Linked DNA regions of Mus musculus: all the other regions are linked to region 1. The links are chromatin loops, found by intact Hi-C in ENCODE. Cell type or tissue: heart. All regions are shown on one strand. Region 1 has its middle 18 kb from the start of Gm24150. Region 2 overlaps Rapgef2 (Rap guanine nucleotide exchange factor (GEF) 2). Region 3 overlaps Rapgef2 (Rap guanine nucleotide exchange factor (GEF) 2).

Region 1 (8,000 bases):
GAGCCGATGTCTCTGACTCAATATGCTCAGCTTTGCACTGTGAAATGGTGAAAATTAACGAACCATTTTGGTCATGGCACGGGTCCCTGTGCTGAAGGGAGAGCCTGGCCTGGACCATAACTTTTGAAGAACCAGTCAGGTGACATCTGTGCCAAAGCACAGTGGTCAGCAGAGTCGTGTTTGTGCCGCTTTGTAGAGGGATAGCAGCAGATCAATTTAGCTGAGCTGTCTGTAGCAGGTCGGTGGCGAGGGCACAGACACTCCCAAAGCGTAGCCCTCATACCACTGTCCCAGGCTGCTTTGGGTTGTGGCACGAGAAAAATTTGCTCTGTGTAGCCCGGTACATCTGAGGTAAGAACAACTTTATCACCGGAAGAGGGAAAGCGAGAGTCACACAGCTTCCTCCAGCCTCGCCCATCTGTGATGATGTAAATATACGCCAGTCTTTACCGCACTAATCCCTCAGGCCAGTATACAATTCAACTCTTTTGGTGGAGAGCAACCGGCTCTTCGCACCGCTCTAATACATGTTAATAACAAAGATTGCAGCTGTAGCTCTTGTGAACATTTGACCTTGAAGCCTCACAGGAGGACAGACATTGCCGATTTCTACTTGTCCTTGAGTTACAAGAGTAGATAATGAATTAATACAAATTGATAAAGAGTATCTGTCAGGCAGCTGCTGAGGTCATGAGACTGGTATGCGGAAAGAGTGCCCATACAACATGCGTAATACATAATGCAGCCCAGAGAGGTGGGTGGGTCATGGAAGCAGGAAGCGAGCCTCAGAAGGAATGTTGGCTCTGCTAGAGCCACAAGCCCGGAGTGCATGGGCTCACCAGCAGCTAACAGGGAAATGGGAGCGCTTGCTGCTACAGAGACGTAGCCGTAGACGGTGGCAGCACTGTTGCTGTACTGGGGCTTCAAAGACATTGAAGACAGTGCAGGTTGGATTTTTAGAAATTAAAATGTTCATACTACAAATATTAAATGCTTAATGCTTCTTAAGTAGAGGAACTGAACAGGGGGGTGGGAGAGTAGGGGGGCACAGTGAAGAGCCCTTCCTTATTATTTTTGTATGTGCTTGCTACATTTGTAAGTAAAGATTCAGTGCTGGGCTTCCAAACTGCCATTGAGTGCTTGCTGATGGTGGAACATTTCTAAAGTAGCTGTGGAAGGTGTCTAGAGACGGTGAAATGTGTGTAGTTTCCAAATACTTAGGGAATCGTCGCCACTTAGTCCACTCTCTTGACACAGTGTGTATACAGACACACACACACACAGACATAGACACACACACACACAGACACACACACACACACATTTTGTAATTTACATGAGGTATGATTTTATTTAGTGCCTGCTAATTTTTGAGTGAATGTAAAACATTTAAAAAGATTCAGTGTGTTTTTATGGCAAGTTTTTCAGTGTACTTTGCTGTTTTCTCTTGACTTGGGGAATGAAATTCCAGGCTTCCACAGTTGCTACCATACTTTGTCTAGACAATGAGATGTGACTCTTTCTTTGAAGTCATCGATACATACATTGATTTTGGTTCAGGAGCATCAGTTGGTTACTTACATTTTAGTTAATTAGATTTATTTATAAGGAGATTAACATTCAGTGTCTATCACTTTCTAGGAATGACGAGATGAGAAATAGGCTCTCTGATAGTTTGGCGTTTTAGATGATTTGGTAAATTTGGATCGCCTGTCAGTGTCTCAGCTTCTCTGCTGTGCTCTGATCTCCTGGTTGTCTTCCCTGACAGGAGTAAGTTTACATTCCGATGTAGAGAACTTGCATTCCGCCAAGCAGTTCTGACGCACACAAGAATGTGGAGGCCCATACACAGGGCAAGGTTAGGGACACTGGCAGAGGGGGCTTCTGTGCCCAGCTGCTGCCTTTTCCAGGACACTCACACTAATAAAACATGCTCTTGAATCAAATTGGGAGGAAACGTGCTGACAGAAACCTAGGCTCGACCAGCCTTACAAACTTCTGCTACCCATTAGTTACTTATGGGAGTTTACACAAACTAGGTAAGGTGCTTTTCGCAGATTTGTGCTTTCTGGTTATGAGCTCTACCTAGCGGGCTGTTATAGCGCATTTTGGATTATGTAATGTCATGCTATTTGCACCTATTAAGAACATTTTCCTTACTTTATTTTGATTTGAAGAACTGAGTTAATTTGTAATTCGTAATTTTTAAATTGTTCTGTGCAAAACCTTCAAGTGGGATGAAACTGTGGACTGTTGTACTGTGGTGTGTGCTGAGGTGTGTGCTATGTGTTGTGCTGTGTGGTGTGTGGTGTGTGCTGTGTTGTGTGTTGTGCTATGTGCTGTGCTGTATGCTATGGTGTGTGTTGTGTGCTATGTATTGTGTTGCTGTGTGTTGTGTTGCTGTGTGTTAAGAGCTGTGCTATGTACTGTGCTGTGTGGTGTGTGCTGTGTTGTGTGTTGTGCTGTGTGCTGTATGCTGTGGTGTGTGCTGTATGTTGTGAGCTGTGCTGTGTGCTGTGTTGCTGTGTGTTGTGTGCTGTGTGTTGTGTGCTGTATGTTGTGTGTTGTGTGCTGCTGGTCTTTCAACTGATGGCTGGCAACAGATCTTACATGCTGTTATTTTCATAAGGCTAAGTAAGAGAGCCAACAGTTGACAAATGTGGACCTGTGTAACTTAGCTTTCATTTTGCGGCTGGCTGTTTAATATTAAAGATTGTAAGAATGTACTGGAATTACGTTGAAGCTAAAGGGCTGAAATCAAAGTTGTGCAGTGTGTTTATAGAGAACAAGTTCTTTAAGAACACTCTTACCGCATTTGCTGCACCCTCACACCCCTCTTCAGTTTCATAGCTGCCTGTCAAAAGCCAGTGTCTAGGATGGAAAAGGACCAGGATTCTGAATGTTATAGCCAAGACTTACCTGGCATGTCGGCAAGTGTATGTGTATGTGCACGCACACACAAACATTGATTTTTGTTTTACACACAGGTATCCACAAAAACTGAAACTACTGTAAAGACTGGGATGACTTTTAAAGTGTTTTAATCCAAATGTAAACAAAACAGCACTCTATCTTTGAAAGTTCAAAGCGGCAACAGTTAACCTCTCTGTAGGTTGCACTCCCGGCAGGCACTGTCAGAGGGCACTTGGTCTGTATGGATCTGACATTCAAACCTCTGGGTATTTTCATCTGACCTAAGGCTCTTCCTGCACTGTGTGATTTTGCTGAATTTGAATTGCTCTGTGAATTACAAATGCTGAGCTGTCTTTTCCCTCTCGGCTAGCTGGCAAGTGTGCCTGGCCATTGAGTGCTGCCTCTCCCTGAAGGCCAGTCTGGGCTGTCATTGGGTTGCAGCTGTTTGAATACTCATCTTCCATGGACTGTAAACTACTGAAGAAATAATGGCTGTATTTTGTGAATTTGATTTTGTAAATTCCAATGTTAATTATAGGGCTTATGTTGATAATACTGATTTGTGTTACCTGTCCAGTGAACACATGAAGAGGAGTGGGCAGCAAAACACTTTTCATGTAAGAAATAATATGGAAGAGCCTTATTATAGTCCACGGACAAAAGGAAAAATGTGGTTATATTGAGTTAAAGCAAACAGGATATAACTGACTGCTGGGGACACGCACTGAGTGTCTGTTACATGTGTGCCTTCCCCATGTCTTCCCACGTACGTTCATAGCTACTGTCACTTCAGCCTTCTAGGACCAATGGGAAGAGGTTGGTGCAGTGTTTCTCAGTGGGGTGGTCCAGTCTCAAACAACTTAAGGCTTTGGTGTGGGTGAGGCTGGGGGGAGGCTCTAACCATGGCCAGGCGTGAAGTGGCAGGCAAGCACTCTGCCATCTACTTGTTTGCTTTGACTTCCTGCTTTCCCTTACTTCTTAGTTTTTGTAAAGAAACCTAAAGCCACTAAAAGAAACAGAAACTAACTGTGGGGCTCGCCCTTCTGTCTCCTCTCCAGCCTCAGCGGCCTCTCGGCCTCTCGCTTTCTTCCTCTGTGAAGTTGCCTATTCTAGCTAATTCCTCTAAGTGGAGTTTTTGTGACTGGCTTGTTGCCCTCCGGGTGATATTTTTAAGCTTCGTCCATTTGTATCATGTGTCAGTTCTTGAGTCCTTTTTATGTCTGAATAGTCCTCCATTGTGAGCTGTATATGGTGTCACGCAATTGTCCGCCCAGCGCTTGGGAGGCTCCATGCAGGCGAAGCATGGATTTGAAGCTAGCCTGGGTGGGCTATGGAGCCAGACTGTTATCACCAACATTCTGAAGTCTGTTTTATGTGTACATAATACTGTTTGTTTGGTTAATAGAGTTGTTTCCATATGTGGCCATTGTGAATTATATTGCACTGAGCTCTGCTGTACAAATAGTGGAGTCCTGGCGCTTCCCTAGCACCAGGGCTATGGACAGCACTGTACTCGCCTCATGGTCTTACAGGTGCTCTCAAGAGACCCTAGTTCAGATCCTTATGCTTCCAGCTGGGATGTAAGCAGCTGGCCCTTCTCCTCAGTTCAGTTTGATAAAGACAGATGCCTTGCTTAGATTTATTCCAAGGGAGCTGCCTCTCTCCTTCAGCGTATTTGAGAAATGCATGTGCTGAAGAATTGTTTTCCCAATTGACAACATGGTGATGTCTCCAGGATGTGAGTCTTGTGGCTGTAGTTTACCAGTTCACCTACAGCTACCACATCCCAGACTCTCCTGGGAACATATTATACAGTGTGACCTTTGCATGTTAATTCAACTCAAAGTCATGAAGTTCTAGAAGCTAAGCCCTAGCTGTATGGTAACAGGATGTGGGGACTTGGTACAGGAACTGTGCATACCAGCAGCGCTGTGGAGTTTGCTAGTGTTGAAAGTGGGGATTCACCTTTCCTGCTGAAGTTTGTGAACAGCCCCGTGGCAGCACGTTTTGATTTCCTTTATCAGGTATCGTAGGACCATTGTATCCATTACAAATACGTATGATTTCTTTACTGTGCCATTCCACATTTTCAAAAGAAGCAGTAGTGCTTATAAAATTGCCCAGGTCTGAGATGGAATGAAGTATGACAACTGAGTCTCCCAGCTGTGCTCTGGCATTCTTATTTATTTTAGGTGTTGGCAGTTGAACCTGGGAGGTGCTCTTGCTAATTGCACATACCACACTGAGCCACACAGCACCCCCTGCCTTCATTTTTAGATTTTGATGTTATGTTACTTAGTAACAAACCTGAAATATACAATATATATTTGTACCTAATCATGTAATAGGATTAAAATGATGATATTGGTAAGCCTGTTACATATTTTATTAATATGTCAAAATTATTTTTCAAGTTGTTGAATACCATGGTGTCCAGAGGTTGATGACTGTGTCTCTCTGTCAGTCCCAGAACTCTCACGTTATGGTTAGTCTCACCAGCCAGCTTGCTCCAGGGATCCTCTGACCTCCCTTTTACCTCCACAGCCATGCATGTTTGCAGTGGATTCTGGGATCTCAACTCCGGCCTTATTGCTTGTATGGCAAGGGCTTTAACTACTAAGTCATTTCTCTACCTTACCGGCAGAAGTCTTCTGCTTTATAAGGCACGCTACAGTATGTATGTTTGAATATGTCTGAATGTATGTGAGTGTTTTAGAAATTCTTTTTCAATGGTATTATCTATAAATCTGGGTTTGATCTTCATAAAACAAGTTTTGAACCCCGAAGAACATAATTGATGAGTCTACTCTGACTGGTGACCCCTCATGTAAATGAATAAAATTGACAGATGAAGTGGTCGGAGGGACCTCTTGATTTTCATAGCTTGGTTCCTACTACATGAAACATTGTGTGTCATGATAGAAGGGCCCTGTAAAAGGAAGGACAATCTCCTCCGAAGTTGCCCAGAATGCCTGCTTAACTTGATGGTGGGGAAAGGCATTCAATTAAAATTTGTTATTGGGAATGTGTTTTTTCCTTAAAAGATGTTTAAAGTGTAATATGTGGGGTATGGGCTTTCATTGCGGTTTATCATTGCATGAAAATGGAGAATTGGAGATTGTCATGTTAAGCCAACTAAACAAGTCTCAGAAAGACAAATGGCACATATTTTCTCTCAGATGCAGCTTCTGTATTAAAAGTACAAAACACAGAAAGCGGGCGGGAGATGAGAGGAAGCAGGTCAGAGGGATGGGGAAAGGACCAAGGGTAGTAGGAGGATGCACAGGTAAGACCATACACACATGCGCAGAGGTATTACACTGGAACCTTGTTTGTCTACAGTTACTGTATGTACTAAGCGAACTAAATATTACTAAAATATATACTTGTAGCATGGTGAAATATATGTATTCAATCTTCATTGAAGCTTTAAAAATTGTTTCTTTTTAGAGAGAAAGGAGAGGTTTTTGGAGTAGTGATAGAAACAGGCAGTTCGTACGTAGATGGGGAAGGCAGGCCAGAACTGCTTTGGCACACCTGGGTTCTAGCTTGTAAAGAAAATGTCAGAACAAAACAAAACAAAATAAACAAACAAACAAACAAACAAGAAAAACAGGCTTCTCCAGGATTAAAGTGAGAGTTGGCAGAGATGGGACGAGGAGTAAGTTCTGAGTCCCCAGGGTGGCTCTCTCAGGGAGGGAATCCATGCACACATCTGCACTCACATCTGTGCATAACCCTTCTCCTAGCTTGGCATCTTTTTCTTAAAACATTTAGAATAACTTGATCGGGAAAATTAAGTCTCAGCATGTTAACTTAGAAAAGGGGAGTGCTTGTAACTTATATTTTATAAACATTTTGTAGTTCATGATGGCGCCATTTCTATCTGTATTGGAATATTCTAAAACGTCACCTCATTGAGAATGTTTTCAAACCGTCCATCACAAAACATGCTTGTGTTAATTCTTCCTTATTTAGATTATTAATTTGAAAACAATTTTCCAGAAAAAACATGATTGAAACTTAGGAATTTAAGTTATTTTGTTGTTATTTCTTTGTATAATCATGACTGAAGACACTTTTAATGTGTTGTTTTTGTAACTGAAAAAAATTCCCATAGTTGGAGGTTAGCTAGAGTTCCTAATTCATGTTTCCTGATCCCTAAATCTTGTCTTCTTTACCTCTTTCTAGTTTTGGCAAGCGTTCTGCAGGAAGCTTTAGGCGTGGCTGTGAATGCATTGTCTTAGAGCCTTCTGAAATGATTGTGGTAAGCATGTCTCTTTGAGAACTTTTTATTTTTCTCAAGTATTTTTCAGAAAAAAGTAAAAAGTAAAAGCTTTTTCACAAACTACTTGTTCATCATAAAGTATTGTATTTTTTAAACAGATTTACTTAATAATTATGAATTTTAATTCGTAATTGTAATATTGTAATTATTTATAATACTCAAATGTAGAAGATAGAAAGTTGAAAAGGGATAGTATTTGGTGTTTGAACTTTATAATTCAATCAGTTGTTATGTCTTTTAACTGAAATTTGGGGCACCCTGGAACTGTAGAAATTTAGCTCTGAGGGACTTGTGTGTTGAACACATTCGTGAATTCCTTTAAGTGAGAGGACATTAGAGACCTGCTGACGCCTTTGTCTCATAATCGTGTGATTTAGGATACATGACGATAAGGCTTCATATGGAAATGTAAGAAAGACGTTAGCAACATAATTATTTTAGTAAAGAATTCAAGCAAAACCGTCTGTGGTGCTTCTTTCTTACGGCATAAAAATAATCTAGGAGAGGGTATTAGACATTGGTTTAAGGTTACCAAAGCAAAGGCGGGTGGGTACAGTGCCAGCCCTCACCAGCCTCCTTCAGGACTGCTCTGTGTCCTCATCTGTCTTCTTGCTCAGGGAGGAAAATCTCATAAAGTAAATGATGGCACAGCCGTGGTGATAGTGAAGCTCTCTTGATCACATTTGGTTAAATTTTGGTAGGTAACTCCAGGTCAAGTTTTTAGAGGCAATTGCAGTTTTTCCCCAAGATGCTGCAGAGGAATTTTGTCAGCAGTAAGAACTTCCTCTCTGAACATAGT
Region 2 (8,000 bases), 49 kb after region 1:
TGAAAGATGTCCATTGTTGATGGGTAGGTAGGGCTTTGTATTAGGCAGCAGTAGAACACCTCTTTCAAGGGCTGTATCAAGTACTGCCTTTGTATGTACATCTGTTCTCACTATTGTTCCCTACTTTAAGTGTCATCTGAGCTGCCATAAAAAGGATGTTGCCTTCTGTTATGATTGGAAGTGAAGTATTTTCCAGAAGGCTCATTCTTGGAAGTCTTTGTCTCCAGCTGGTAGCACTTGTTAGGTGGTTGGCGTTGGAACTCTTACTCTACCACTGGATGAATAATCCCTTGATGAACAAATCCCTGGCTGAGTGGACAGTTAGGAGGTGGGGCTGGATTAGAGGAATTGGGTCACTGGGAGCAGGCCCTTGAGAGCTGTATCCTCAGACACTTCCTCCAACTTCCAGGCTGCCATGTAGCTTTGCTCCACAGTGTCCTGCCATGGTGTTCTGCCTCACTGCGCACAAGCCCAGCAGAAGTGGAGCCAAGTGACTGTGGGTTGAACTCTCCGAAACTATGTATGTATGTATGTATGTATGTATGTATACATGCATAGTATTTATATGTATGTGTGCATGCGTGTGCGTGTGTGTGTGTGTGTGTGTGTGTATGTATATGGGCATGCACACACACACACACACACACAGGGATGGGAATGTAAGTAATTAATAGAACACTTGCCTAGCATAGGCAAGACCCTGAGTTCAACACTACTTCCCCTGGGTAGTACAGAACCTCAAGAACTTACTGGATTCTTTGTCCTGGTATTGACTAGTTATACAGTGGTTGGGCAAGTTCTGATATTGACTAGAATTACAGTGGTTAAGCAAACCTCTTGAATTTTATTTCCTCTACAAAATGGAGACGATGATTATACTTGCTACCTTACAAGTGTTTTGAAAATTTTTATGGTTCGTCACTCTACTGAGTGCCTCATAAATGATGATCCCTAAAAAATATTGTCTTAGGGTTTCCATTGCTGTGAAGAGACACCATGACCAAGGCAACTGTTATAAAGGACAGCATTTACTTGGAGCTGGCTTACTGGTTCTGAGCTTCAGTCCATTATCATCCTGGCAGGATATATGGCAGCATCCTGGCAGGCATGGCACTGGAGGAGCTGAGAGTTCTACATCTTGTTCCAAAGGCAAACAAAAGACTGGCAAAGCCCACACCCACAGTCATACACTTCCTGCAACAAGGCCACACCTACTCCAACAAAGCCACACCTCATAATAGTGTCACTTTCTGGGCCAAGCATATTCAAACCACCACAGATATTAAAGTAAAAGTGGGATACTTTGTGTTTTATAGGTGGTAGCTTGTAAAGAGGGAAAATATTTTAAAGATTTATGTTTTCAGAAGTTCATGTTCTCAGAGTTTTCTTGCAAACTTCTACATAGGTAGAGGTCTACCTTAACTGTAGTCCTCTACAGTCCTTCATATGTAGGCAGCAACCCCACCTCTTCTTGGTAACTGTGTGATAGTCAGGGATTGTTTGCAGAATTAGAACTGTTTTTCACAGTCTATGAAGTGCTGTTAGTTACACACATGTACTAACATGGATGGATGTCATCCATGACTTCCTCTTGCTTCTCCAGCTGTACGTGTTACCTTTTTCTTGGAATATTGATTCAGAAATTTCGTTTTGGTTTTGGTTTTATCTTTTATTTTTATCTTTGTTTTGAGACAGGCTCTCACTATTTAGCCCTGGCTGGCCTTGAACTTTCTGTGTGAAACAAGCTGACGTTAAACTGTGGCAGTCTTTCTGTTTCATCCTCCCAAGTGCCAAAGTTACAGGCCTGGGCCATCATGCCTGGCAGAGACTTACTTTGAGGATAGATTATGACTCTCTGTTGGCCATCTTAGATCAACTACAGTTCATTTTTAAGATCCTTCATTAACTGCTTTCTGCAAATTGGAATTGGTTGCAAAATAGCTCATAAAAGAATCACAGTTGATGTGACAAAAAAAATCGTGTTAATTTTTACCTAAGTACTTCACCATTTTCCTCACTTATTAAGTGATTTTGTACAAGTAGAGCTGCTTAGTAAGACCTGTCTTTGTAGTCATGCCGTGTGTGTTTGCAAGGAGGTATTTTTAGATGGTTTAGCTGAGCAGCAATCTGACGTCTTTAGAGGAGACATCAGTTCATTATGTGGATACAAATTCTATGCTTTCAGCTTTTATACACCAGGTCTTAATTTAAATCCCTTCTTCTTGCCTTTTCTAGCGAAAGAGACTATATCATGGTATGTATTCTATTTCTTCCTAAGGCCGATCTTTCTGATTTACCTTCCTTAGATAAATGATCTAAGTAGAACGTTTTTATTTGTTCTCAACTTAATATGGATTACAGAAGCATGGAATACAGGGTCATATTTAAATGTGCCTTTTGTGCCATTATGTGTTATGCCGTACAGAGCTTTGCTATTATGATATGATTTCGGGGATTTAAGGTAGTTATTATGGAGCTCATAAGTGCTGTTTTCTTTGAAGAAGAAGAAGAAAAAAAAAAAAAAAAAGAAAGCAAAGGCCAGGAAGTGGGAGTTGTATACTTCTTAATTGTGCATATTGCATTTTCCTTTAAAAAGGAAAAAAACAAGCCTTTTGTTTGGGGAAAATAATTTAATGCAGAAGGTATAAGACAGAGCATGAGTATTTGCTTTCTTGTTCTAAACACAGTGTTTGTGTGACGTTAGGATGAGATCTTCTGTCTGATTTTTCTCACCCCACTCCAGTACGGAGAGAAAGCTCTCCTGGCCTATGCATATTTGTGTGTGTTGTATGTGACACTTGTTCTCATAGGGTGAGAACCTAAGAGGATGTTCTTGGTTTACTATAAACAGAATTTTTCCCGCTAATTTTATGACACCCAGTTTTAGGAAATAATTCAAATAAATGTATATTTAAAAAAGGACTTAATTTTAAGTAAATGTTCTTTATTCATTTTCACAAATTTAAAGGTTGCGCCTGCTCTGTATCAGATTGTTAGGGTTCAAGTAAAAACTTCTGCTGTTCATTCAGATGTGCTGTCTGCGTGGTGGGAAGACCCGGGAGTTTAGAATGGTCTAGATTTTTAATACAGTTATTTGATGATATGGAAATTCTCTGATATTTTAATTTATCATTTTTAAGCATACATTGCAAATATAAATAACTGTCATAGAAAAATAAATGAGTTATTTAGCTTGAAAGATAGACATTACTTGGGGAATCTGATTAATGATGGGCATCAGTCTAAAGAGTGAGTTTTCATTAAAATAAAAGGCGAAGACATTTCATGTATGTAATTGAAATTTTAGTATGGGAAGGCTCTGGCATAACAGTCTCACAGTATGGAGGACAGAAAGAAGCACTGCAGACAGCACATCTCTTTTCTTTTTTTTATATAAAGAAATCCTTTCTTGTTCTGAAAAATTAGTGTTGTTATGTAACCATTTAAGAATGTATCTGAAGCCTGATGTTAAGTGAGTCAGATCCAGCTTCCCAAGGATGCTTCTTTACAGTGGAATTCAGGGGCTTGCCAGATTCCTGAGCCATGACTTCATTCTCCAACCCCTCCCCAGATTTACATGCACTGAAACGCTGAGAAACCACACAGAAGCGCTGATGCCAAACCTTCACGTGCTGTGATGGAACTGTCCATATCTTAGCGACCAACTTCCGATTGAAACTTTTGTATCATCAAAGCAACCTGAATGCTCCACCCCCCCCCACCACCCCTGCCCCAACACACACACACACACACACACACACACCGCTGCCCTGGTTTGGAGTCTCCTTTCAGTTTCCTCAGAGTATCAGTTGTTCCTTCTGAGCTTGTCCCAACATCAGCCAACCCAGAATGGCACCTGTGTCTTTCTAGCCCAGTAGCACAGTACTCCACTGACCCCACCTATTGCCTGTGCTCCCCACTCGCCCACTGCAGCACCTTCCTGGAGGAAGAAACTTTCATAAGCTCCCTCTTGCTCATGGCCTCAGGGAATCCTTCAGGAATTGAGAAAATTGAACATCATCTCATAAGTAAATACAACTTTATGGCCCTGGTGACCAGTCACCCGGAGAGGAGGCATGTGATCATGAGAGGTTGCTTCTTGTCAGTTTCGTTATACAGGATCGTGTATGGGAGAATTTGGAGGTGCCTGTTCCAATAGTAACTCATCTCTTCTTACCTTGCTTAACTGTGGCTGGGAGTATGAGTCTGCTCATTTCAGAATTCCTCACAGATTTGAACTGTTTTTACTGAAACATAAGCTTCTGTAAGTCGGACACTCTATTGCCTTCTCCCTCCTTCCATGGTAATAGTTATTGTTCACCTTGTGATTAAGCATGTCCCTCCTTAATTAACTCATACGTTCCCTGGAGGCTGCTTGGCATCCCTGTGGCTTCTCCCTTTTGCTCTCCAGTTTCCCACAGTTAGTAGAAACACTAGAGCAGACTTTGTGTGGTTGAGCATATAGCTGATTTACTTGGTGCTCTTTGTATTTGGTGTGGATCAGTTTCTCTTGATACTACTCTACAATGGGATGGAAAGGATCCTGTCTCAGGAAGCTTGCTGGTCCTGTTGGTACCCTTGAAAGCACTGAAGGGTGAGGTTCATTTGTAAAGGCATAGCGATGTGAATGGGACTATCCAACCCCATTTGTACTTTACAAACTCCAACTATGTTTCTGTATTGGGGGCAGCACACATTCCCCAGCACGTTTAGAAGATCATAAGTGCAGGTTTAGTTGTTTAACTTTACTTAAAAATATAAGTGAACTCTTGTTTTATATTTCTGTGGCTTTTTAATTTTTTTTAAACTGACATGTGTATTCACACACATGCAACTTTGAATCAATGCTTTAGCTCAAAAGGAAGAACAGGCTGAGATTCTTATCTTCTGTTAACATTGCTTAATTCTTGAATCTTTTCTCTTTCACTTTTGAGATTATAATGTAATGACATCATTTCCCCCTTTTCCTTCCTTCCTCCTCTGATCCTCCCATACACTCTCCTCGCTTTCTTTCAAATTCATAGCCTCCTTTTTATTAATGGATTGTTGTGCATGCATATATGCATGTGTGTGTGTACATATGTGTGTGTATGTACACACACACACACACACATACACACACCCCTAGATATATCCTGCTCAGTCCGTGACTGTTACTTGCCTGTACATTTCAGGGCTGAGCCTTTGGCGTTGGACATCCAGCTGGTGTGCTCTTCCCTGGGAAAGACTGTTTCTCCCACTCTCCGCACTCCTTAGTTGCTATCGTTCTTTGAGTAGAGATGAGGCTTTGTGGGCTTTCTCCTGTCCACATTGGCATGTCTGTCTGTGTCATACTCGTTACACTCATGCTTAGGCAGTCATGTTGGTGAGACTATGGGTATCGCTTCTGACATCAGCAGGAGACACATTCTCACAGCAAACTACCTGATCCTCTGACCCTTAACAGTCTTTCTGAAACCTCAAAGAATCTATCCCTTATGGTATCAAAATACTGTCTTCCTCATACCGTTATCTTGATCATCATCATCATCATCATTATTAATTAATATTATTATATTTTTATGTGATTTCTTGTTACCATAGCTTCAGAGCGGAAGCCTGGCCCAGCAGTTCCAACAGATGCGCGGAGACCATCTATGTCAGTGGTTGTCAGTGACAGAGATAAGTCATGGGGGAAAAGCAGAAACCATTTCAATCAGTGCATTGGAAAAGGGGGTCTAGTTAATCTAAGTTTGTCTTTAGGAGTTGACATGAGCTCTAGATTTATGAAGAGAACTGAGGTAGGGAGCGAGAGGTATGCATGGTAGTCTTGGTCGAGTGCGGCCTGGCTGATCATTATCTCAGTTCTGACTCTCCTGACTTCACTTGAGAGCAGTTGGTTGTCCAGGGTGTAGCCTCATCACAGTAGCTAAGTGTCCTCATGCATGGCAGGGCCTGTCCTGGGAAGCCTTGCTGATCCTGCAGTCTAAGGAGACTTTAGGACCTCGGTGCCTTCGGTTTTGAAGGGGGGTGAGACAGGTTAAGTAGACAGACTCCCCCAGAGTCTGCAAAAGTATGCCTGTACGAGTAAAGAAGCAGACTGACCCAGAGAAAAGGAGAAGGGCCCAGGGAGAGCAGCGTTCTGGCCTTGCATCCTGCTTAGAGCTGTTGTGTAGGCTAGATGTGGTGCAGAACTTCCTAGCTAAAGCAGCTGGTGAGTGCCTGTTACACTGCTACTCACTCTGCTCTCTTCTTCGTGGCCTTTGTCTGCTTCACAGAATAGGTGTCACCTCAGGGCTCACCTGCTAACTGTTTGCTTTGCCTAGAAATCAGCATATTGCCCGTATATTCCGGACTCCTTACTCAGAGATTGCAGCTGGTGGTACTGTCCTGGGGTGGGGGTGAGGGGTGAGGAGTGGGTGGGTGGGTGGGTGGGTGGGGGTCAGTTCCAAGGTCTTTCTATTACACTTGAATTCTTGAATTCTCTGACAAGCATATTACTTCGGTTTTGGTTTTTGTTGATCATATTTTTATATTTATTCTCTTTCCTGGAATGTCAGCCTTATGAGAGTGGGCTCCTTAACTGCTAGATTAATCTCTCTACCTTGAATGTCTATAGCAGTTCCCAGCCTGTGGGTCATGACCCACTTTGTTGGGGGGTGTCACATATCAGATAATCCTGTATATCATATTTACATTATGATTCATAATAGTTGCAAAATTACAGTCATAAAGTAGTAATGAAATAATTTTATGGTGTGTGTGTCGGGTGTCACCACATATGAGGAGCTGTATCAAAGGGTCTCAGCATTAGGAAATTTGAGAGCTACTGGTCTGGAGTGTAAAAAGCCATGACATAAATATTTATGGAAGTCCTTGAGAGGTGAATTAATAGAAATATAAAAGTTGAGGTATAGGTAAACATTGATAAATTTAGATTCACAGATACTTGTGTTATATTTATAGGAAGTGTATTTTCCCTTCCCCTTTGTGGCAAAACGTAAATAGAAATGAAGGCTAAAGGGCAGAAATAGCCAGCAATATCAGCAACTCACCATTGTACATTTACAACAATAAGGGCAACAAAGGTTAGTATTGTAGGCTATTGGGATTTTGTTGCAAGTTCTAGATACTCTGAAAAATAAACATTGTTTAACTTGGGAGCAAATCGTTTCTATATTCAAAATACTTAGGAATTTTTAGGTTATATGAAGTTTTATAATTCAGACTTTCAATTTAGGAAGACTGTAAGTATGGATTATTTGAGATAGCAAACTGTCGTAGAAACTTCAGTATCTGAGCCTATGACAGTAGTGATGGTGAGATAGGAAACACAGGAATTTGTTGATTGGTTGGTGGTTGGTTGGTTGATTGACTGGTTAGGGACACTGTGGAATCATATTTTCTCAAGTTATGCACTGTCTTCTTCAGTGAAGTCACCTCACAGTGTTTAGCTCTATGAATGTGCATATATAGCAAAATTAAGATTAGAATACTATTAATTTTTACTTACACAATTAACATAATTAACAATGAATTGTGAGTTACTGCATCCTTTTAGTATTTTTAAAAGAAATATTGTTTTAAAAGGTGATATTATTTACAATGTAGAAATTTTGAGTCCTATTTAAATTAATTACATAAAAGTATAACCTGAACTCTAGTGTTAACAATGCTGTACATCAGTGGTTTAGTTCCACATAACCATTCCTTCAACTAAAATGAAGAGATAGTGATGGATCCTAGTGGGCCTGGCCTTGTGATTTTATACAACTTGCTTTGGCCTAGTGTTCCATGTCACTGGGTTTCTTTGTGCCAGCCCTCTCTGTATTCTTACAATTCCATGGTTGGTTGCAGAGGCTAGATCTCTTGTCTGGTACACACTGGTGAGGAAACATGAAAGTGATTTCCAGCCAACCTGGAATTATCTTCTACAGCTTCACATTAGCCTGTGGGCTCCGAGGGCTGACTCTGAAGATGTTAGGTACTGATCAAACCAAGTGTCTGAATTTGATAAAATA
Region 3 (8,000 bases), 76 kb after region 1:
CTAGTGGATATGAGATTATATATCATGATTTTTATTTGCATTTTTCTAATAATTAAAGGTGTTGATCATCCCTTCATATATTTATTGGATACGTGATTATCTTCTTTGGATAAATGTGTGTGTCTCTGGGTGTGTGTGTGTGTCTGCATATAACATTAATTTGAACTGTTTTAAAGATTTTATTACAAATGTAAAATTTAGTGCTCTTTCTATGGTACTCATGCCATGTAGAGTCACTTTTTTTATTGGTGAGTGTGGTAGCTCAGGCCTGTAATCCCAGCATTCTAGAGGCTGAAGCAGGAGTTTGAGTCTGAACCCACAAGTTTGAGACTAACGAGCAATATATAGCAAGACTTTGTACCTCATATAAAGAATGGGGAGGTGGGGTCTTAAATTATTTTATTTGCTTTCTTAACTGTTCTGCTAATTTCATGGGCATAAGTATAAGAAAATGATTAAGATGCTGAAGTTAGATTTCCTGGATTCTCGGCTCACTCTGTGGTTCAGCAGTAGCATGACCTTGACCTTTATTTTAGGTTTAGAAAACTATGGGAGATAAAGACTCTCCTTAAGCTCTCCTTAGAAGGATTAAATGAGATAACGTGTATAGTGCTCCTAGCATTGCCTGGCATAGTAACGTATTCAGTGCTGGTCTGTTATTAAACTCAATATTTTACACTCAATATTTAAAATTTACCATTGTCCAATTCTGAAATATCTTTGAACATCATGTGAGCTGTGATTTTAAGCTGGTGAACTTTATAATGTTTCTTACTAAGTTATTTTATAATATGTCTTCCTAAGTTTACTTTCTTGGGTGAAAAAGACATTAATGATGTTTAAAGTCGATGCAATTAATATGTATGTAAATTCATTCTCAGTATGCAGAAGCAGTTGGTGAATTCCATGGCTACAAAACAAGGGTTAGGATTAGGGTTAGGGTTTGATGGATACACTGGGCCAATAAATCACTAAAGACTGGACTCACCTGAAGGATAGCTGTCTCTAGTCTTCAGATTGGGCAGAAAGCCATTTGAAATCAGTGATTCTGGTAGCTAAGAGAGTATTCAGTTAACTTGTGTTTCTAACTTGCAGTCAAATTGTTAGTTTAGCTTTGTGCCAATGAAACAGAAGAGTCTTCTTCCAGGGTGGGTCGGGGTGGGTGTGTGTGTCTGTGTCTGTGTCTGTGTGTCTGTGGGTAGGTGTGTGTGTGTGTATGTGTGTGTGTGTGTGTGTGTGTGTGTGTGTGTGATATACAATATGTATATATCCTCTATATATATGTATATTTATAGTATACACACATCCTTCTGCCCTGTTGAGTGATTTAAAATTCAAGTGGCCATTGAATCAATCCAGATAGTTATGTGTGATTATCAAGCTACCTTCAATTTATGACTCCTTCTTTCAAGAAGACCAGCTGAGGCAAAATAGTTCTGTCATCCTCTATGCAGTCCTCCTGGAGAAGAGATCACTCCACATAGTAAATCGTTACCCTCTTAGTGTAAGTCATCTCTCTTAAAAACAAAGTGAAAACCAATACTCTCTTTTTCACTTCATAGTTTTCTCTGCATTTCTTATAATAAATCCTAATTTCTGAGGCAAAGATTATTCTGTCCATAATGTTAATGTCTTCTGAGCTTCCTCTCATGTTGGGGCATAGCTACTTGTTGATGCTGGCTCTCAACTGTAGAGAAGTAAATACTGCCAATTATGGTGAGCCGTAGTTGTTCTTAGTGCTTGAGCACACCATAGGTTGACTGTCTTCCAGTGGTTCCTAAAGTCTGCTTTTGCATCTGATTTAAGGCCACGGAGAGCGAGGCCGGTGACATGGACCTGAGTGGACTGCCAGAGACGGCGGTTGACTCTGAGGATGACGATGATGAGGAAGACATCGAGAGAGCATCAGACCCTCTGATGAGCAGGGACATCGTGAGGGACTGCCTGGAGAAGGACCCGATAGACAGGACTGACGATGACATCGGTAAGTGCCCAAGGCTGCACGCTTTAAACAGGCAGAAAGACTGAGAGGCAAGCACGGATGTAATTCAGCCCGAGTCTGGAAGGTTTGTAAAGCCCGCCCTCTCAGGATCCCCAACCCTGAAGAGTGGCTGCAGAACCCTTCCAGCTCCGTGTGAAACCGATTTGTTGGGTCTCACTCAGCTAGTATCTACAAATATAACTGAAAGTGAAACTTCTTATAAAAACCCATTCACATAACATTTATCTTAGCTTAATTTCTGACCCCTTCTCTTTAAGTTAAAAGTAGGCTTAACACAGTATTACTTTCAGTAATTGTCTTACAAGCCTTATTCCATGAGTAAACATTAGCTTAATGTTAGTTGACAAAATGGAAACTGTAACAGTCCTGTAAGTGGTTGGCTTATGCTTATGTGTGAGGAAGAAAATAGCAAAGCTGAGGTAGTTAGCCTGTGAGCTGTGGAGCTGAGATTTTCTTCTTTCTGTCTAGTCTATAATTTTTTTCTATTAAGATGATGATGATAATGATGATGATGATGATGTAGTGGGATTTGTTTATTTGCTTGTTTTATTTTAGGCAGGTTTTCTTAAATGCCCCTCACTGACATCAAACCTACTATCCTTCTGCTTCAGCCTCACAAGTGAAGGGGCTGTAAGTAACGTATTGGTTGGATTTTAATTTTTTTCTTATTCACTTGACACAATCTGGATGTATTTGGGAGGAGGCAATTGTAACTGAGAAGATTCATCCGTAAGGTCAGCCTGTAGGCAAGTGGAGGGGGGCACTTTCTTCATTGGATGATTAGTGTCAGAGGGCCACGCCAACTGCAGACAGTGCCCGTCTGGGTGGTGGCCATAGGATGTATAAGAAGGCAGGCGAACTTGATGTCAGAATCTGTGCCTAGTCTTACAGTAGCTAGTTATACTATATTTGGTTGATGTCCCTTGAAAGCCTGCTCTTTTCAGAGGGGAGATGAAGGAGGGGGCAGTTTGGAGGAAAGGGAAGCTAGTGGGAGAGATGAGGTGCGGGAATTGCCATCAGGATGTAATCTGTGTGAGAATAAATAAAAGGAAAGAAGAAAAGTAAGTGGAGTGAACTTTGGGAAGCAAGCCAGCAAGCAGCCCTCCTCCATGGCGTCTCTTCAGTCAGGCCTCCGGGTGCCTGCCCTGACTGTTTTCAATGGTGAAGCATGACCCGAGAGTTGTAAGGTGAAGTTAAAACCCCTAACTAAGGCAGAGTGGGCACCAGGATTGGGGTATTTCATGACAGACCTGAGCATGTTGAGGGCAGAACTGTGGAAAGAGTTTGGACCACTGGACTAGAAAGTCATTGAGCTTAATGAGATATTGTGTGTGGTGGTAACTCTGTCCCTGCCTCCAGCCAGAGAAACCGTAACTAAGACCGATTTGTGCTGGTTGAGCCCTGAAGTGCCCCTCAAAATTAAAACCATTAGGGGAGTTATGTCTCCCTTTTAATAGGAGCAAGACTTGTTTCCTTAATAGTAGCTTTGCGTTTGAATACACATCCAACTCTGACCTTTTTTGTGTAAGATACTAGGTGATCACCAGGGCCATCTCCCACCCAGTTCTAGGGTCTGTAAGTACCTCTGCCAGTCGCAGGCGACTTGTGTGTTGTGCCCTTCACTAACTCTTTAAGCCTGTACATGTTTGAAGGAGAATTCAGTGAGCTCAACTCAGTGAGATTAGATAAGGGAAGGTGCGAGTAACTTACTGCTTTTGTTTTAGTTTATGCAAACACACTTGTGGGAAAACCGGCAGTTTAAGCTGTATGCATATAGTGGGAAATAGAAAACCAGCCCTTTGATTTCATGTCTAATGAAGTCATTTGCTGGAACTGCAGACGATTTAGAGATGAAGAGCCTGTGCTGGTAATCGTTCATTCATTTTGCTCCTGTGGCAGGGACTTTCTAGTTCTTGGCAGCTCAGGATGAAGAGGAGAGATTGGACCTTGTCCTGCTCTAGGCAAGGGAAGCTACAGCTTGCAGCGGAATGTGTGCTGTGGGGCAGGGGAGATACAGCAGATAGCATGGGCTCTGTGAGGGGAAAGGAGCAGGGACTAGGCTGACAGAGTGTTGTGAGACAGATCTTTCCTGGGGAGATGGCGTGTGTCTACTCACCCCGGGTACGGAACAGGAGATAGAGGAACAAAGTCTAACTTGATGGGCCAGTGAATTTTATTTGGGGGTTACTTACAGGAACATGGATGGCTCAAAAGCATGCTATTACTGAAAAGCTAAGGAGACCTGCAACCCAGGAAGCTGGACATGGTAGAGACTCCTTTCCTCGGTTTGGCTGCCAATCACTTCCCCCAGCAGTTATGGCATCCGTAACCCTGGAAAGGATCCTGGTGAATCTATGAGTTTAGGTTTCCTAACATGTGAACCATGAAATGTGTTTACCTGCTGGGTCCCAGACGCCCCACCCCCTGCTGAAGGGAGTGGTTCTATTTAAAGACAATCTCCACAGAAGGAGGCAGAAGGTTGCGCCAGGGGAATGGTGGTCATACAGTTTGGCTTCCTCGGGTCAGACATATCATCTGTTTCCAATTGCTACTATTCTTGTTCTAGGCCAACATCACAAACAAATCTATCGACTATCATTTCTAGTAAAAGTCTATATGTTCAACATACCATCTTATTTTAGAGTGCTTTCCATGGGCATTTTAAAAGCCTAAATACTGCTTATAAATGCATTGATTTGAAGGCCTCCTTTTTGTAAACTGACTGGTGCACCTTCTCTTTTTAATGTGTTAATTTTAGAATGGTTGTAAGAAATTTAAAATTAAAGTATGTACAGTATGTCTATTGTTCCTAGAAACGTAAGACTTACTTAGTATCTGAAAAACCTTTCTGAGAATTCCTGGAAAGCAAGCGCCCTTCATAGTCCTACAAATAAACGCAAAGCTGGCTGGCTGGCTTCTAACAGGAGCATCTCTGCGATGGCTAACCTTTATTTGATAACATTACTCAGCAGCGAAGTGACAGAGCTGATGTGGGTGCTCGCATGCACAAATGAGCATTTAAGTTAAAGTTGATGAAATTGCTGATATTTTTTAAGAACTGCAAAAGAAAACAACTTCTCCTTGGGTTCCCAACGATCACTGGATGTGTGTCCTTGTCTCAGTTATTTTGAAGAAAGTGAATTTATCATAGTTGGTTTTGCTCCATAAACCATGCCTTTTAGATACGAGGTATTTAGTAGTTGTGGCTTTTGTGATGTGGGTGCTGAGAATTGAGCTCAGGCCCTTTGCAAGAACAGTGCATGCCTTTTAACTCCTAACGCTCTCTCCAGTCCCTGAATATGGTATTTCAACTGAATCTGGGAATGGCTTACATTTAGTATTAGACCCTTTTTCTCTCTTTAACCTTTGTTCTTACATATGATGTCGACATTTCCTATCCAGTTCTATTTTTTAATGCTAGATAATCTTTTATTGTCTCATATTTTTCTTATAGTTATTGAACTTTGCAGGAAAACGTGAGAACTTTTGCAAAGGGACAGAAAGGGTAGAATGTGTGGTCTGTAGGGGGAGGGGTGGTAGCCATAGAACAGTCTAGAAAGAGCAAGGCATTTTGTGATGTGGCAGCAGAGGATCGCGACGCCTTTGATCCCCTCTAGGTTTAACATCAGAGGGCCCCTGAATTTCTCAGTGTAGAAACTTCTGCCTTTGTGTGATTTGATGTGGATCATCTATTGCAGAATTATTTTGTTGCAAGATTAAAAAATTTTATGGCCTGGCATGGATTTGCATGCCCATTCCAGAAGTAAGATTCACTAGACAGACTTATTCTTCCTATAAGATGTATTTAAGATTTCTCAGAAGATTGTCATATCAGATAGAGTCAGTGGGTACCACCCACCACTGATTACCAGAGCCACCCATGTATTGAAACCTTCTGCCTAGGGTTTGAGATACAGAGCTAGTCAGTCTTGGCATTACCTGCCCAAGATAGAAGCCCTTCAGTCTGTCTTCCTGGAGTATTTCTTTCTTCTTTCTTCTTCTTCTTCTTTTTTTTTCCTTTTTATTAGCTATTTTCTTCATTTACATTTCAAATGCTATCCCAAAAGTCCCCTATACTCTCCCCTCCCTCCCCAACCCACCCACTCCCGCTTCCTGGCCCTGGCATTCCCCTGTACTGGGGCATATGATCTTTGTAAGACCTCTCCTCCCATTGATGGCTGACTAGGCCATCCTCTGCTACATGTGCAGCTAGAGACACAGTTCTGGGGGGATTTTTGTGCTTCCTCTTTAAGGACTTCTACCTGTTTAACTGTGTTCTCCTGTATTTCTTTGAGCTGTTAATGTCCTTCTTAAAATCCTCTATCAGCATCATGAGATATGATTTTATATACAAATCTTGCTTTTCAGGTATGTTGGGGTATCCAGGACTGGCTGAGGCGGGAGTGCTGGGTTCTGATGATGCTGAGTGGTCTTGGTTTCTGTTAGTAAGATTCTTACGTTTGCCTTTCGCCATCTGGTAATCTCTGGAGTTAGTTCTTATAGTTGTCTCTGGGTGGAGCTTGTTCCTCCTGTGATTCTGTTAGCCTCTGTCAGCAGTCCTGGGAGTCCAGCTCTCTCCTGAGTCTCAGTGGTCAGAGCACTCTCTGCAGGCAAGCTCTCCTCTTGCAGGGAAGGCACACAGAGGTCTGGAGCTCAGCTCAGTATTTCTTTCTGAAGATGTGTTCTCAGTATAAATTACGGTTTTACCTTTCAGAACAACTACTGGAATTTATGCACCAGCTGCCGGCCTTTGCCAATATGACGATGTCAGTAAGACGGGAGCTCTGTGCCGTGATGGTGTTTGCAGTGGTGGAAAGAGCTGGAACCATTGTGTTAAACGACGGAGAAGAGGTCAGCAGGGGTTTCTACCGCCTAGAAAGCTCGAGGATCAGTGACACCCAGACAAAACCTTGTTCCTGTTTTTTCCTCTTACGAACTTAGCAGGGATGAGTTTGAGTAGATGGAAACTGGTGTCCACTCAAACATTCCCTTATTCATCCAAGATCCATTCTTCTATTTCTCATGTGCCACCATGGCATGCAGTGCCACTGGAGGTTTTGATTTTGCTTGATCTTGAGGCTCAAACTTGGAGCCCTTCACATGGTAGGCAGGCACTTCACCCTGAGGTACACAGCCATCCTGAGACTCTGTGATGTATTAGCTTTTTAGTTTCTGACCGTACATCATAAATTCACTGCCTCTCATAGAAACAAAACGATGTTTGTATTTAAGCCATGACGAACATTTTATCTTCTTTACATTCCCTTTGATATATAGATAATTTTTCTCATGTGTCATTTTAGAGAATATTTAATGTTTTTAAATGATTTTACTCTGTGTTGGGTCTAAGAATTGTGTGTATGTGTGTGTGAGAGAGAGGGGGGGGAGAGAGAGAGAGAGAACATGAGAGAGAGCGCGCTTGTTTGATAAACAGTTAAGATTCTTCAGGTAATTTGTTCCATCTTCAAGATAGGAGATCCCAGATTCTAGTTTAGGACACGTCTAGCATTTAAGCCAGGTGATCACAGTGTTACCTTCGGGGTTTTTTTGTTTTTGTTTTTCTCAGCTGGATTCCTGGTCAGTGATTCTCAATGGTTCCGTGGAGGTGACATATCCGGATGGGAAAGCAGAAATTCTGTGCATGGGAAACAGCTTTGGTGTTTCGCCCACCATGGACAAAGAATACATGAAAGGAGTCATGAGGACTAAGGTGGATGACTGCCAGGTATGAGATGTATGGCAGTGCTGACCTGACCCTCAGTAACGAACACGTGAACCCCCAGCACTGCTCAGACGGCTGTGGCCTCATTGCCTCTTGTCTTCCATAGCGATTTTAAGACTGTTTTGTATTTCTGTGAAAACTTCACTTTAATCTTGACTGGAGTTGCACTGAATCTACTGGCCTGCCATTGTCACAATCCTGATTCTTCCAGTCCAAAACCATCTTTCTACAATAGAGAGATCTTTATATCCTTGGTTAGGTTTCAGTAAAAGGTGC

The links. A loop is a pair of places that touch in the nucleus more often than their neighbours do. Peaks named below come from ENCODE experiments on the same cell type or tissue, not always from the same donor. Only the 100,000 strongest peaks of a DNase experiment are listed, where the experiment ranks them.
Region 2: it touches region 1 in a loop (2.4-fold over the local background); 3 of 42 quality-filtered maps call a loop at or near these places.
Region 3: it touches region 1 in a loop (2.3-fold over the local background); 3 of 42 quality-filtered maps call a loop at or near these places.

Annotation. Positions count from the first base shown.
Region 1 is chr3:79,174,154-79,182,153 of GRCm38, reverse strand. It overlaps a transcript of Rapgef2 not described here. Among named protein-coding and RNA genes, the nearest start is that of Gm24150, 18 kb to the left of the region's middle. In heart, CTCF peaks have their summits at 373 and 3,102; DNase peaks (open chromatin) are centred at 373, 783, 3,253 and 3,923; H3K4me3 peaks cover 2,821 bases; H3K27ac peaks cover 3,633 bases.
Region 2 is chr3:79,124,952-79,132,951 of GRCm38, reverse strand. All of the region lies in intron 1 of Rapgef2 (Rap guanine nucleotide exchange factor (GEF) 2), which reads left to right. Among named protein-coding and RNA genes, the nearest start is that of Rapgef2, 17 kb to the left of the region's middle. In heart, no CTCF peak of the experiment used is centred here; no DNase peak of the experiment used is centred here; H3K27ac peaks cover 485 bases.
Region 3 is chr3:79,097,947-79,105,946 of GRCm38, reverse strand. It overlaps Rapgef2 (Rap guanine nucleotide exchange factor (GEF) 2), which reads left to right. Exons shown (of 24, transcript NM_001310536.2): 3 at 1,807-1,984; 4 at 6,717-6,853; 5 at 7,569-7,727. Among named protein-coding and RNA genes, the nearest start is that of Rapgef2, 44 kb to the left of the region's middle. In heart, no CTCF peak of the experiment used is centred here; no DNase peak of the experiment used is centred here; H3K27ac peaks cover 1,402 bases.